Linked DNA regions of Homo sapiens: region 2 is linked to region 1. Evidence: read pairs that join two places in POLR2A ChIA-PET (ENCODE). Cell type or tissue: PC-9. All regions are shown on one strand.

What was found. ChIA-PET counts read pairs that join two places held together with the same protein. Peaks named below come from ENCODE experiments on the same cell type or tissue, not always from the same donor. Only the 100,000 strongest peaks of a DNase experiment are listed, where the experiment ranks them.
Region 2: POLR2A ChIA-PET joins it to region 1 with 5 read pairs; 2 of 35 experiments call an interaction of 5 or more read pairs at or near these places.

Annotation. Positions count from the first base shown.
Region 1 is chr1:185,095,992-185,098,491 of GRCh38, forward strand. RNF2 (ring finger protein 2) reads left to right here. Exons shown (of 7, transcript NM_007212.4): 5 at 2,081-2,353. Among named protein-coding and RNA genes, the nearest start is that of RNF2, 52 kb to the left of the region's middle. In PC-9, no CTCF peak of the experiment used is centred here; no DNase peak of the experiment used is centred here.
Region 2 is chr1:185,016,207-185,018,706 of GRCh38, forward strand. No RefSeq gene overlaps it. Among named protein-coding and RNA genes, the nearest start is that of LINC01633, 16 kb to the left of the region's middle. RefSeq lists an enhancer at 584-1,783. In PC-9, no CTCF peak of the experiment used is centred here; DNase peaks (open chromatin) are centred at 815 and 1,315; H3K27ac peaks cover 2,307 bases.

The sequences.
Region 1 (2,500 bases):
TCTTTATATGAACATATTCTTTAAACGCTGCCTGCAGTTACATTAATATAGCTCTGTCACATCAATCCTTTTTTGGAAAGGTGTGGGATAAAAATAAATATATTGAGTCTTAATAAACCTGTTAGGTCACTGTAATTTATGGTCAAATAACTTTTCATTTGCTTTAGTTGTGGATTTTAGAATATATTTTAGTCTTTATGTTGTGCTATCAATTTTTTGTCCCATTATTTTAGCCCGTTCATACCTTTTTTTCAAAAATTGTGGTAAAAGACATATAACAGAATTTTCCATCTTAACCATTTGTAAGTGTAGAGTTCAGTAGTGTTAAGTACATTCTTTTTTTTCTTTTAAACGATTGGCTCCTCAAAGCTGAACACTCACAATGTTGTGCAGCCAATCTACAGAACTCTTTTCATCTTATAAAATTGAAACCCTGTATCCATTAAGCACTAACTCCTCATTTCTCCCTCCCCCCAGTTCCCGGTAACTGTCATTCTACTTTGTTTTATGAATTTGACTTCTTTAGATACCTCACATAAGTGAAATCGTGCTGTATTTGTACTTTTGGGGTTTTTTTTTTGTTGTTGTTATTTACTGTTATTTATTTCTCTTTTTACTTGACTGTAGGCCACCAAGTTACGTATTTGTACTTTTGTGCCTGGTTTATATTACTTAAATGACCTCAGCATGTCTATTCATGTTGTATGTGGCAGGATTTCCTTCCTTTTTAGGACTGAATAATCCATTGTGTGTGCTTATGTATTTTTGAATCATAGTTTGTTATTTAACATACTAGTCATACTCTCTTGGTTTTGCAATGATCTATGAATTTTATAAGCAGGATTTTTTTTTTTTTTTTTTTAAAGCATGAGTTCTTGAGCATCTTTCCTAACCATTGGACTGTTATTTCTTTGTTCTGGCAGTAAACATAATGACAATATTCTTACAAGTGCAAGGCATTCTTTCATATTTCTTTTTCATTATATATTCCTTTTTTCTTATCTATACAGGTAGGGAGACAGGCAGTGTGGTAGGAAGAATGTGGTCTGGTTCACATCCTAGCTCTAGTTCTGGCACTTATTAGCTGTATAACTGGAGGCAAATTATTTAATCTTGTACCTGAGTTTTCTTTGCTTTTCTCAACTAGAAAATGACATTAATGGTAACTGCCTTGACAGGTTATTTTGAAGAGTAAACAAGATTGTATGTATAAAGTGCCTTGCCCGGTAATTAGCTTTAGTATCTGAGCTTGTTAGAGAGCAGCTTCTGTGTCCACGTTGGTTATTTAGATACCATCGCATTTTCCTCAGTCATTTTGTATCGCCTTAGCTGACTTGGCGGAAGGTCAGCAGGGAGGAAGTACTTACTATTCTTCTTAACTTTTGTTTCCTTAAGAATTTCTTTAAAGAGGCATAAATATCTTCCCTAAGAACTTTTACATTTTCATATTTGAATCATGCCTTTCTTCAGACCTGTAACCCCATGAGAGAAAATGATCAGAATATAAAGATTTGTCAATTAATTCTTATAGTCTTTTGTTTAATAAAGAAAATTATTTTTAAGAGATAGCGTCTTACTCTGGCCCAGGCCAGAGTACAGTGGAGCCATCCTAGTTTACTGCGCCCTTCAACTCCTGGGCTCAAGCCATCCTCCTGTCTCAGCCTCCTGAGTAGCTGAGATGATAGGTGCACCACCACGCCCAGCTAATTAAAATTTTTTGTTGTTGGTAGAGACAGGGTCTCACTTTGTTGCCCAAGCTGGTCTCAAATTCCTGGCCTCAAGCTCCTCCCATCTTGGCCTCTCAATGTGTTGGGTTTACAGGTGTGAACCACCGTGCCTGGCCAGTAAAATTATTAAGTGAATAGAAACATTCGTTAAATTATTTAAATGTTTGCCTGTGAGCAAGAGAGATTTTTTAGACCTTTCAGGAACATGTGGGAAACAATATCATCCAACTCAGAGTAAATTCAGTTACCAGTATTTTTTGGAATTCTAAAGTTCAGTAGCAAACATGCTTCAGATTTGTTGCTTTAAAGGCCTAAAAGTAAATTTTATGCATCCTTTTTTCCCCCTTGACTAGACTGCAGCGAGGCAAGAAACAACAGATTGAAAATGGTAGTGGAGCAGAAGATAATGGTGACAGTTCACACTGCAGTAATGCATCCACACATAGCAATCAGGAAGCAGGCCCTAGTAACAAACGGACCAAAACATCTGATGATTCTGGGCTAGAGCTTGATAATAACAATGCAGCAATGGCAATTGATCCAGTAATGGATGGTGCTAGTGAAATTGAATTAGTATTCAGGCCTCATCCCACACTTATGGAAAAAGATGACAGTGCACAGACGAGGTAAGTGTGTGGATTAGTTTCAGATTATCTAAATTCAGAATGTTTAATTTGGAGGTAAAAGGCAGTCTTGTATAAGAAGTAGGAGCAATATTTGTCATCCCATTGATTGCAGGGGTTCAGTTACTAGCTGCCTAGATTGTTGTTTTC
Region 2 (2,500 bases), 80 kb before region 1:
TTTCCCAATAGTTAAAAATATGTACATACATTTTAGGCCAGGCTTGGTGGCTCACGCCTGTAATCCCAGCACTTTGGGAGGCTGAGGTGGGTGGATCACCTGAGGTCAGGAGTTCGAGACCAGCCTGGCCAACATGGTGAAACCCAGTCTCTAATAAAATACAAAAATTTGCCGGGCATGGTGGTGTGTGCCTGTAATCCCAGCTACTCGGGAGGCTGAGGCAGGAGAATCACTTGAACCCAGGAGGCAGAGGTTGCAGTGAGCTGAGATCACACCACTGCACTCCAGCCTGGGTGACGGAGCAAGACCTTGTCTCTAAAGAAGAAAAAAGCTATTTTAACAAAACAAATCTGAAGTGCTTTTCCTATCAGAAACACTAACATCAGAGAGACCATAGCTACCCAGAGTAGGGGTTCTGGTACACTCAAACAAAACCTTGGTGATCTGAGTCCTCTCTTACTCTTACTTCTCATATTCAGTCTGATCCCAACCCAGATTTTTCTTTCTATGTCTCTCATATGCCTGTGTTCCTTTCTGTGGTGAGATATGAGTCTGAAGAAATCATGGTGGAAGGCAAGGAGGGGCAAGTCACATCTTACGTGGATGGTGGCAGTCAAAAAAAAACTTGCACAGGGAAACTGCCATTTTTAAAAGCATCGAATCTCCTAAGACTCATTCACTATCATGAGAACAGTGCAGGAAAGACCCACCCCCCGTGATTCAATCATCTCCCACTGGGCTCCTCCCATGACAAGTGGGAACTGTGGGAGTTACAATTCAAGATGAGATCTGGGTGGAGACACAGCCAAATCATGTCACCAGCATTCCTCCTGTTTCAAGGTCTGCTTCCTGATGTAACTACTTGGACAGAATATGCACACCTCCACAAGGACAAGCAGCTGATGGTTGGCAGGGCATAGTTTGAAGCCATTACTACTCAAGGATCATTCTTCCAAAGGAAACACAGTCTACAGAAATGCAGCTCTACCTGCATCAGTTTTTTATTCCTGCACAGAATACATTAGCCTTTAGAGCCACGATTCTGAGAAATAATCCTGACACCCCCTCACTGGATTAAACCAGTTCCCCTTGTCCTCGGAGACCCTAAAAGCTAAGAAAAAGTTCACTGAGATACTGGCCATGCAGAATGGAAGATGGTTATGCCTCAGTATACCCCTTCCTTATTAACCTTTAACCAGAATTCTTTCCTAAGGAGTAAGCAGAAACCAGCTCTGGAAAACAAGAAATGAATGACTCATTCCTTTATTGCTGTTAGCCAGTCATCGCAGGCCATGACTGGATGTTTTGCAATTTCTGTACCACAACTGACCAGCATTTCTTCTTAACAAGAGACCTTCAACCATGGGGGGGGTACTGGTTGATCTATGGAAGATGCACAGTGAGGGTTTTCCTGTCCTCTGCTTCACATGTTGACATCAGAGAGCTAAAAACTCCACCCTTAGGTCATGGTGACACTGCTATTTTTTGAACCTGCGATCCATGAAGAGGCCTAAAGCTCAATTGTGCATATGCATGTTTCTCCTTTCATAAACATTCATGATGCCTCATATAGCTTATTAAATATATCTATTTGGGTACCCCATCCAGCATAAATTCCTGTTCCTTTTACCCCTCCCTTGAAGCACTGTGTCTTCATGTCCACTGGAAGCTCCGCTTCCTCCTACGGGTTTTGGTACCTTTAGGAATAAAGCTCTCTATTTTAAATTTATAGAATATTGTTACTTTTGTGGTCCACAGTTCCTCAAGATCTCCATTAAGATGTCAGAGTCTTAGTGTCGAGTTGTGGAAATGAGAAACACACAGAGACAGTTGCTGCCATCATTAGCCACCTGCCAGCATCTGTCCTCACACTCTGCCTTCCTGTTTCTGTAGCAGAATTACCCATACCCTTATCTAAAGCTGTTCTTTCATCTGTACACTGGAGCTCAACCCTTGTCACCTACTCAAGGGTATCATTCCAGTAATTCTCTCTTCTCTCTTTCAACACTCTCAGGTTTTTCCTCTATTAGACTTGTTCCCAGCAGCATACAAATTTGCTCATGGGTCTGCCTTCTTAAAAAACACCAACACCGGCCAGGCATGGTGGCTCACGCCTGTAACCCCAACACTTTGAGAGGCCAAGGCAGGTAGATCACTTGAGGTCAGGAGTTCAAGACCAGCCTGGCCAACATGGTAAATCCCCATCTCTACTTCAAATACAAAAATTAGCCAGGCGTGGTGGTGCATGCCTGTAATCCCAGCTATTCAGGAGGCTGAGGCACAAGAATTGCTTGAAACCAGGAGGTGGACGTTGCAGTGAGCCAAGATCGCGCCACTGCACTCCAGCCTGCGTGACAGAGCAAGGCTCTGTCTCAAAAAAAAAAAAAAAAAAAAAAAGGAAGGAAAAAGGATGTATCACCTTTGCTATTATGATCACCACGCCTGGGCAACAGAGCAAGGCACCATGTCAAGGAAAAAAAAAAAAAAAAAAACAGGCCAG